2 separate regions of the Homo sapiens genome follow, and region 2 is linked to region 1. A link is an interaction called in ENCODE POLR2A ChIA-PET data of the cell type or tissue named here. Cell type or tissue: OCI-LY7. All regions are shown on one strand. Each heading gives the region's core, and the rest is flanking DNA. Links, peaks and the distances in the headings are about the cores only. Region 1 overlaps PFDN1 (prefoldin subunit 1). Region 2 holds the start of SLC4A9 (solute carrier family 4 member 9).

Region 1 (5,376 bases), core at 125-5,124:
GCCTCAACCTCCTGAGTAGCTGGGACTACAGGTGCATGCCACCATGCCCGGCTAATTTTTGTATCATTAGTAGAGATGGGGTTTCACCATATTGGCCAGACTTGGTCTTACCTCTGTTTTTCAATGAAGAAAGGAGGGCAGGGGATAGCAGAGCCAATGATAGAATGTTTTTAAAACATTAAACAAGACATATGCCCAGCAGTTCATCTGCTTGCATAGCTCTAAGTTTATAATCCATTAAAAATTTAGTCATTAATTTTTTATTGAAATGTAGCATTTAAGAAATGTGTTAAATAACATTTATAGCTTAATCATTATAAAGCAAACACGTCAGTTATCCAGGCCAGTAAATCAAATGTTGTCAGGAAACCAGAACCCTCCTTGTTGTTTATCACTGCCTAATCATGTGCCATCCCTGCCTGCCTCTCCCATCAAGTAACTACTTCCCTAACTTTTGTGATAATTATTTCCTTTTTCAAAAATACAGTTTTACAGCCGGGCATGGTGGCTCATGCCTGTAATCCCAGCACTTTGGGAGGCTGAGGCGGGTAGATCATGAGGTCAGGAGTTCAAGACCAGCCTGGCCAAGATGGTGAAACCCCGTCTCTACTAAAACTACAAAAATTAGCCGGGCGTGGTGGTGGGCGCCTGTAATCCTAGCTACTTGGGAGGCTGAGGCCGAGAATTGCTTGAACCCGGGAGGTGGAGGTTGCAGTGAGCCGAGATCATGCCACTGCACTCCAGCCTGGGTGACAGAGCAAGACTCTGTCTCAAAAAAAAAAAAAAATGGTTTTACCACCTATGGATGTATCTCTAAAATAATATAATTTAGGCTGGGCGTGGTGGCTCACGCCTGTAATCCCAGCACTTTGGGAGGCTGAGGCGGGCAGATCACCTGAGGTCAGGAGTTCAAGGCCAGCCTGGCCAATATGGTGAAATCCTGTCTCTACTAAAAATACAAAAATTAGCTGGGCCTGGTGGCACGCGTCTGTAGCCCCAGCTACTCGGGAGGCTGGGGCAGGAGAATCGCTTGAACCCTGGTGGTGGAGGTTGCAGTGAGCCAAGATTACGCTATTGCACTCCGGCCTGGGCGTCACAGTGAGACTCCATCTCAAAAGACAACAACAAATATATTTTATGTGTATAAATATATCTTATGTATATAAATATATATCTTATGTATATAAATATATATATTATGTATATATGTATTTTATGTATATATATGTGTGTGTATATATATAATTTAGTTTAGCTTGTTTCTGAACTTTACATGAACAAAATCACTATTTTTTTGCCTCACTTCTTTCTCTCCACGTTGTGTTTGTGAAGTATATCTGTGTTATCTCTTGAGATTGTGAGTTGTTCATTTCATTGCTGCATAGTATCCCGTCATATAGAAGTACCACAATTTATCTATCTAGACAGTCCATTTTTATTCTTAACAAGTGAAGGTATTCTCATGGAGTATTTTTACAGTTTATCTTAGCATCTTGCTAAGATAATTTTCAGAAACCACCCTCCACCCACACTCCAGGAGAGCTTGCATCCTGGGAAGAAGTATAAAACGTTTACACTCCTGATGATTAAAATTAGCTTGATGATTTCCTACTTTCCATAGTAGCTAGATAGCTAGACACTTATGGATGTCTTTTTAAAATTTTTATCTTAGAAATCAATGCAAGATGTAAAATTAATCTCTTTCCTACGTTGTTTTGACTTGGAGAGTCTTGGGTGAAGTGATTTCTCTTATTGTGCATATATTGGGATTTCAAACATGAGTACTTATCTCTTTATAGAGCTCATTTGCATTCTTAACATTTATAAAAATGTATGTTTGTTTTAAAATAGTTTTCGGTTATTTAGGACTTCAGTCTAAGAGAGCCTGCTGGTTGGAAACCCCAGAGTTTATCATGAACTATATATATAGTCTCTATGTCCTGATGTCTTAGGGCTTAATGTAGCTGCAGAATCCTCCTTTGTGGCTTTCAGAGAAGAGTTGGTATAGGTCTGAAAAAGCCCACCATATATGCTCTTTTTCTGTTTGAGCATTTTTTCTTATTAATATTGTCAATGCCTTGTTCATTGTATATGTTATGATCCAAGTGCTAAAATTTGCCCAAATATAAAGCATCTGTGATGCATTTTATTTCCTTCATAGAAGTATTGTAGATCCAATGAGAACTTAGATGTAAGCAGTTCAAATAGATTGGTTCTTTTTTTTTGAGACGGAGTCTTGCTCTGTCACCCAGGCTGGAGTGCAGTGGCGCAATCTTGGCTCACTGCAAGCTCCACCTCCCAGGTTCACACCATTCTCCTACCTCAGCCTCCCAAGTAGCTGGGACTACAGGCGCCCGCCACCACGCCCGGCTAATTTTTTTGTATTTTTAGAAGAGACAGGGTTTCACCATGTTAGCCAGGATGGTCTTGATCTCCTGACCCCGTTATCCGCCCGCCTCGGCCTCCCAAAGTGCTGGGATTACAGGCATAAGCCATCGTGCCTGGCCCATAGATTGGTTCTTTTAATTGGATAGCCTTCCTTATTTATCTTGAAATATATATTACAGATATTTAACACACACATTGATATACCCTTGATTTGATCTGTTTCCTGGTGGCGCATCTTCATTTTATGATTAAGATAAGAGACTTAAGATAATTGGATTTGCATTCCAATTAGCCCAGAGTTCAGCTTTTTGCATCTTGTTTCAGTTATTATTTTCTTCTTGGATACATTGGGTGCCTTGTTGCTCTCCTTGGAATACTTATCTGTCCCCATACCCAACTATCCCTTTGAATGCTTTAGGGAGTTGTTGACCTCAGCCTTCATTGTTACATGCTTTATATGGTCTATACTCTTCTCTGTCTAACCATATGTCCTTAGTCTCCACCCTCCCATGCCTGGATTCCTCAAATCATTTTCAGGCTGCCTAGAGAATGATTTCTTTTAATGAGTTAGACTTTGGATTTTCTTTCATGTCATTACATACTTCCTTGCCAAGAATCCTTATCCTAGATTCTTACTCTGATCAGTTTCTGTTCTTACATCACAGGTGTCCTCCAACCTGAGGTAATAGATACTAGCCATAAAAAGCAAGTTCAATACTTCATGTGGGGAAGGCCACACCTTTATTAATAAGCATGCTACACATCAGCTCAGAAAAAGATCCAAAGAAAGGTTGACATTTCAGCCATAAATAGAAATTTCCAAGTCTACTAGATTTACAACAGAGCGTTCATTACCCTAAATTCCTAATTTTAAAAGCCTTATGTTAATTTAGGAGTTCTTCATTCTAACTCTTGCTGTACGCTAAGCCTCAGTTTCCTCACATAAAATGAGAATATTGGATTAGAAGATCTCTAGGGTCACTCCAGTCACTTCTATTAAGTTTATTGTTATAACCTTGGTCTTTTTCTGAGTTTCCATTTTAGGAGCAAAAATGCCCCCTTAAAATGAAAAGATGGAGGAAAGCAAAACAAAACAAAAACAATTTCCTTTGTCCAGATCATTGTCTTAATTTAAAAAGTTAAAGGCGGGTCACGGTGGCTCACGCCTATAATCCCAGCATTTTGGGAGGCCAAGGCGGGCAGATGATCTGAGGTCAGGAGTTCGAGACCAGCCTGACCAACATGGAGAGACCCCCATCTCTACTAAAAATACAAAATTAGCCGGGCGTGGTGGCGCATGCCTGTAATCCCAGCTACTGGGGAGGCTGAGGCAGGAGAATCGCTTGAACCCGGGAGATGGAGGTTGCGGTGAGCAGAGATCATGCCATTGCACTCCAGCCTGGGCAATAAGAGCGAAGCTCCATCTCAAAAAAAAAAAAAAAAGTTATAAGGCTGGGTGCTGTGGCTCATGCCTATAATCCCAGCACTTTGGGAGTCTGAGGCAGGCAGATCTTTTGAGCCCTGGAGTTCGAGACCAGCCTGGGCAACAAAGTGAGACCTCATCTCTACAAATAATTAAAAAACTATCTGGGCATGGTGGTGCATGCCTGTGGTCCCAGCTACTGCAGAGGCTGAGGTGGGAGGATTGCTTGAGCCCAGGTGATTGAGGCTGCAGTGAGCCTTGATAGCACCACTGTACTCCAGCCTGGGTGACAGAGCGAGCCCCCCATCTCAAAAAATACATAAAAAATAAAAAGTTAATTGGAATCCTATTTTGAAGCTAAAATGAAGCTAGTTGTCTACCTATATCTAAAATGTAATTCAAGGTGATGGCATCTCCTTTGATATCTTTGCAGTCATTTAAATCACAGAGATGTCCATGTAATGGCTTAAAGGTAAACTACATTAGGCATCACCTTGTTTTAGAAATATATTTTCAGATAGAGCTGAATAGTTTAACTCCACATATGTAATTGACATACCCAGGAAGACATCACTTTATTCATTTATAGTGCTTTATCCTGTCTTATAAAATATATGATACTTAGAATAGTAGCATGCATGTTCCTGTGTTTAGATTCCTTGAGTATTTATGAACTTTTTTTTGTTGTTGTTGTTGAGATGGAGTCTTACTCTGTCACCCAGGCTGGAGTGCAGTGGTGCATTCTTGGCTCACTGCAGCCTCTGACTCCCAGATTCAAAAGATTTCCTGCCTCAGCCTCCCGAGTAGCTGGGATTACAGGGTGCGCCACCATAACCGGCTAATTTTTGTATTTTAGTAGAGATGGGGTTTCACCACGTTGGCCAGGCTGATCTTGAACTCCTGGCCTCAAGCGGTCCACCTTGGCCTCCCAAAGTGCTGGGATTACAGGTGTGAGCCACTGTGCCCATCCCGTTTATGAACTTTTTAATGAATTGTATCTTATTTATTTTAATAACTTTTTTTGTGAATTTTAGTTTATCTGCTGATGCAAACAGTTACACCATTTTCATAGGGCTTTTACCATTTTTATCTTACCGTTTTATTCATTTTTCAAATGATTTTTGCATATTACTTCATTTATAAATAGAATGACTAGGGACAATGCTGTTTTGCTAATTATGTCTAATTTGAGGTTTCTCCCAGCTCACTTTGTCTTGCTTTCAGTCTCTTACCTGCTGCCAGCATAATCGAAATATTTGAATTCCATCACTATTCACGAAGCTATTCTTTTGGTTACATAGTCATCTTGTGAGGAAGTTTTTCCAGAATGGACACAGATGCATTGTATTCCTAACCTTTGTGTAAAACAATTTAGTTCGTTTGACTCTGCTTTTGTTTTTAAGAAAACACATGTAGGGGTGGAACAATACTTCCAGGTCAGGAAACGTTATCAGTTTCCACTGATGTTTTATACATAGTCTGTTTTTATATGAAACTCTAAAGGCTCAAACTCTGTGATGCTATAAAGACACGGAAAATGATTCTTTCTTAGGGTTGGAGGAAGT
Region 2 (5,311 bases), core at 1-5,000, 91 kb before region 1:
TGTGCCCAGGAAACTTTCCAGCACTCCCTGGAAGCCAACAGGGGCTCAGCACAGGACCCTGAAGTCCTCGGGGTCCTTTGAAGCTTTGGGAGAGCCTCCTTAACTTACCCATAGTCCCAGGGGAAGGGATGGACTAGGGGACACCAACGCTTGTGCCTGCCCCCTGGGCCCTACCCACCTGGGCACCATCAGTGGCATCTCCCAGCAGACCCCCAAAAGTGATGGCATTAGTGACAGTGGCCAGGTAAATGTAGAGTACGGCCGAGAAGCACTGGAGATGCAGGGCGTCCAAGAAATCGCTGGGGTACCACGGGACCTTCCTGCGCACGTCCTGGATAAGGCCCCCAAACAGCCTCCCGCCCGAGGGTCGTCAGTGATCCAGGTTTTCACACTCCACACCCGCATCCCCGCTACTTTCCCTGTGACCGGGTGAGCCCCTCCCACAGTGAGCACACACCTCAGTTTCCCTGTGACTCCTCCCCTCCCCCAGGTCACCTACCCTTGTTTCCTCCCAGCTCGCCTCACCTGCCGGTCCGCTGCAACTCCGGGCTGTGTGCGTGTGGCCCATGGCGGTGCCTGTCCTCAGCCGAGGTCAGGCGCGGGACGGCGGGACCTCTGATCTCCCGCTGTTGCGAGGGAAGCCTGAGGAGGAGGGGAACCCCAGGTTGGCTGAGGATCTCCAACCAGTCTGCGACTCGGTCCAGAGCTCGTGGCGCCCTGCCCCCTAGCGGCTGCTCTTGTCTCTGCCGGCGAGGGAACCATGGCGACACCTGGGCCTCTAGAAGGTCCAGGTCATATTGCGACCTGTGAAAGCCAGGCTCGGGCAGGGAAGGTCTTTGTTCAGGTCTCTTAGCGAGAGAGTAGTCCAGCAGAACTCAGAGTTAGGTCTGCCTGACTCCAAATCCAAAGATAGGTCCCTATCTCTTTCCTGGGACACCACCCCTCCTCAACAATGGAATTAGACCCAGGGCCTATATGGGCAGGAATCTGTATGGGATGATGGCTCCCAGGTACCTTTTGTGCTGAGATGGCAGACATTTGGGCGGGGGAATCCGGGCTGTTGGGTCCCACCGACCTGGGGGAAGCACTGTCACCTCCTCTAGGAATGCATCCAGGGCTGCCAGAAGGTCATGAAGGTTGCTGGCCCGACGAACTGACCACTGGAATTGCTGGGAATGGGGGCACAGAATGGGTGGTAAGTGCAAACCTGGTCTCTTACATGCATTTTCATAGTCTCAAAACTAGACAGACACAAGTCACAGAGGCAGACAAGTCATTCACACATTCCTTTATGCATGCATTAATTCATTCATTCAGTGGGTATCTATTGAGTGCCTACAGTGTGCCAGCACTCATCCAGTAATGGGGCTGCACTAGGAGACGAGGAAACTTCAGTCTCAGTGCTCACTGTGCCTCATTGCTGTATTTAGGGACACATACAGAGTCCACACACACACACTCACATGAGCCCATGCATGTATGCATGTGTGCACACACACACAGGCATGCACGCGTGCGCGCGCACACACACACACCTGCTCAGCTCACCGGGTCACTGAGGAGGACAGCTGCTGCCCGTCCCATCTCATGGTAGCCCTTTCCCAGCATACAGGGGCCCAGGAGAAGGCAGAAAAACCTGAGGAAGGAACCAGGCCCCAGAGATTCACAGGCTGCTTTCCCACAGGGCAGCCCTGGCCTCTGATGCTCAGCTCTGACCTATCAGCTCCCATAAACACACTCATTTGCACACCTACCATGCAGCCCTGACCACTACTCTCTCCCCAGACCCCTGAGCACCATCCTCCCCACAGCCTCAGAGAATCAGACTGAGACCCTCCTTCCCCTCCTCAGTAAAGACCCTTCTAGGTTCTGGGATCCCTGACTCCCACTCACTCAGTAGCCTCACCTGCTTGGGAGGGACACCTCAGTAAGGGACCCCAGTACCACAGGGTTCCGCAGTCGAACAAAGGCTCCCAGTGGCTGTGCCAGGAAGCCCAGCTCCCCTGCCAGCACAGTCCCTGCCTCAGCTCCTGGAGGTAGCTTCTGTCTCAGGGGGTTCTGACACTGGATGGGGGTTCAAGGAGACACAGAATATGAAAGGTTATTTGGGGAGGATAAGATCTCAAATGATGAGAAATCCAGTGGAGAGTAGACTTTTGTTAATTTCTAACCCCTCTCCCAGCCACTGGAAAGGGACCCCAAGGAAGGGCCACAAACCTGTTCCCTCAGGGGGGCTTCCTCATTGTCAGAAGCCTTTCTTGGATGAGTAGAGCCTACAAAACAGGATTATGCAGTGATTAAGACCACAGGCTTTGGGGGTGGATCCACCAGGATTCCCTAATCACTTTTGCCACTGACAAGCTGTAAGAATTAGAGTATACCCTTCTCCACTCTGAGCCACAGTTTTCTCACCACTAAAATGGGGATAATTGTGGTACTATTTACAGGGTGGTTGTGAAGATCAAATGAGATACTGTGAAGATCAAATGGTAGGCCTAGTGCCTACCAAGTACATGTCTTCACAGAACTCTCTTACGATTCTAGCCCCCTGAATCTTCTCCCCACAACATTACCACCAGTTTCCTCTTGCTCATGAGTCCTGGGTTGGAGCCTGAACTAAGCCTGGGCTACTTCTAGCCCTGGAAGGTGCAGGGGAGATCTGAGACCCTGCCACACCAGGGTCTTGGTCCTGGGCCCAGGGAGGGGCTCTCACCCCAGCAGGGCCTGGTGCCTGTGGTCTGGTTGTAATGCTGGGGTCTCTGCAGCAGCAAGGCCTGCAACTGCCCTCTCAGCTCTGGGCTCAGCGACTCCACCCTGGTCACCTGCTCTGGAGAATGGATTGGGGGTCATCTCCTTCCTGAGAGTTCCCTGCCGCACACTCTTCCCCTTCTCCCTCTGCCCAGACACCTTTCCCTTCTGGGAGTCTCAGAATGCCAGGGCCAATGAACTTGCTCCTCCACCCTGCTTTTCCATGTCCACCCTGTGACAAGGGTAGACAATCCTAGGAGGGGTAGGGATGGGCTCTGGAAGATTTCAAGACTTTGGAGGGGAAATCCTGGGGAAAAGGCATGGCTACCCAGGCCCTTCCTGCAAAGGATCCCAGCCTACCCACGAGCTCCAGGAGGCTCTGAGCTGGGCAGTCCAGCAGTACAAGGCCCTCGGCCAGCAGGCTGCGGAGCTTCTGGAGGCTGGGCAGTGCCAGGGTGGGCACGTGGGGGGCACTCCACCGGCCTGCAGCCACCTCCAACTTCTCCTCAAACAGTACCCACCTGTGATGAAGGTGGGTAGACAGTGTTATTGAGGGCATTTCTCCCATGTCCAGGAGCAGAGATGCAGAGGAGCTAGGGAAGGCAAGGCAATGAGGGCATCCTGGGCCCAGTGGTGTGAAGTCTCCCCCCCACCCTGGCAGTCACCCCTCATCTAGGGTCTTGGGGATCTCAAAACTAGACTGCAGAGGAGGCTGGGCATCATGGAAGGTAAGACCCTGAAATAAGGGAACACAGCTGGGAAAATCCTAATTTTGGGCAGCCCCATAAGAAGCGCTGGGGGACATATAGGAGGCTCCAGCTGGGGAAGGGGAAGGATCCCACAGAACTGGCCTGCATCCAACTTACCTGCCTGTCTCTCTCCACTCCAGCGCCTGGGGCCAGCCCAGCAGCTCATTCAGCTGAATGAAGAGCAGAGGGTCTTTGGGTACTCCCAGTTCCTTGCTCTCTGTGTCTGAGGGGCCATCAGGGCTGGGGCCGGTGCCAGGGTCAGGGTTGCTGTCCAGCTCCCCTGAAGGAATATTTCTAGGAGCACTGGAGGCTTCAAACCCTTCCTGGCCTGGCAGCTTCATTTCCATGAGGCTTGCACAGAATCTCAGAACCAGTACAGTCCTAGGTTCTGAAGCCAGGGGCCCTCTGGCTGGTTGCATTTATAATGCATCCCCCACTGCAGCACAACACAAACAGAACAAGGCCTGCTGACTCCAGACTCTACCGGTCACCTACTCCCCTACTTGCTTACCCCACCCCCTGCTGGCATAAGAGTATTTGTAAGACTAGTCTGGCCTTTCCCAGGCTCTCCAGAAATGCCCAACCTGGGGCCAAAATGTGTATGTGCATTTCCTGTGGTATCAGGTCTGATCCCACTGTGTTTTGTGTAAAGAAACAGGAGTAAATGATTGGCTTGGGTCTGAGGACTTGGTACCCCCAGATTTTGCTGCCCCCCTCACTTGTATCAAATATAAATACCAAACACCCAGGACTGTTTTGGGTGTCACCAACACACCCCTGGGGCCACAGACACACCTATTTGGACAAACAGGGACCTAATAAATAATTGAGTCCATGGAAGCCAGACAGGGTAAGGGAGATAGCAGGCAGAGGACCTGCCCATTAAATGGGATAATGGTGGAAGACCTAGTGTCTGAGTCTTAAATTCTTTTCTTTTCTTTTTTTTTGAGACAGGGTCTCACTCTCTCACCCAGTCTGGAGTGTAGTGGCACAGTTATAGCTCACTGCACCTTTGACCTCCTAGCTCAAGTGATCCTCCCACCTCAGCCTCCAAGGTAGTTGGGACTACAGGTGCACGCCACCATGCCCAGCTAAGTCTTTTATTTTATTTTATTTTATTTTTGAGACGGAGTCTCGCTCTGTCGCCCAGGCTGGAGTGCAGTGGTGTGATCTCAGCTCACTGCAACCTTCACCTCTTGGGTTCAAGTGATTCTCCTGCCTCAGCCTCCCAAGTAGCTGAGATTACAGACATGTGCCACCAGGCCTGGCTGATTTTTATATTTTTAGTAGAGACAGGGTTTCACCATGTTGGCCAGGCTGGTCTCAAAAACTCCTGACCTCAGGTGATCCATCCGCCTCAGCCTCCCAAAGTGCTAGGATTACAAGCGTAAGCCACTGTGCCTGGCTGCCCAGCTAACGAGTCTTAAATTCTTTTGTCCAACAACACTTAGGAATTCCCTAATTTAGCTGTGTCCCTGGGATCTGCCCTGTGAGGATGGAGGAGCCCACTAGGGGGTGTAAGTGAAGGAGTTCCTGGAGCTAAATGAGCAAAGGAAAATGTGGTCCATTATTTGCAAATCCTGTTGACTCTATCTTCAAAATATACCCATAATCCAACCACATCTCCCCACCTCCAGCACTGCTACCCTGATTCAAACAACCATCATTTCTCACCTGAATTATTTCAGTAGCTTCCTGGTCTCTTGTAATAACCCCCCTGCTTCCACTCTTCCTCCCTTGCCCAAAGTCCATCCTCCACACCATACATGTCCTTTCAAAAGGCAGTTGAGCCACATTACTCTTCGGTTCAATAC

Evidence for each region. ChIA-PET counts read pairs that join two places held together with the same protein. Peaks named below come from ENCODE experiments on the same cell type or tissue, not always from the same donor. Only the 100,000 strongest peaks of a DNase experiment are listed, where the experiment ranks them.
Region 2: POLR2A ChIA-PET joins it to region 1 with 6 read pairs; 7 of 35 experiments call an interaction of 5 or more read pairs at or near these places.

Annotation. Positions count from the first base shown.
Region 1 is chr5:140,267,775-140,273,150 of GRCh38, reverse strand. The region is part of intron 3 of PFDN1 (prefoldin subunit 1); the gene reads left to right. Among named protein-coding and RNA genes, the nearest start is that of PFDN1, 33 kb to the left of the region's middle. In OCI-LY7, for the core only: no CTCF peak of the experiment used is centred there; no DNase peak of the experiment used is centred there; H3K4me3 peaks cover 263 bases; H3K27ac peaks cover 1,103 bases.
Region 2 is chr5:140,358,770-140,364,080 of GRCh38, reverse strand. It overlaps SLC4A9 (solute carrier family 4 member 9), which reads right to left and starts at 3,887. Exons shown (of 22, transcript NM_031467.3): 1 at 3,615-3,887; 2 at 3,109-3,269; 3 at 2,714-2,827; 4 at 2,218-2,273; 5 at 1,907-2,064; 6 at 1,549-1,636; 7 at 1,015-1,169; 8 at 526-642; 9 at 179-353; 10 at 1-27. The coding sequence starts at 3,844. RefSeq lists enhancers at 461-1,006, 877-1,026. In OCI-LY7, for the core only: CTCF peaks have their summits at 524 and 735 (motif pointing left); a DNase peak (open chromatin) is centred at 730; H3K4me3 peaks cover 311 bases.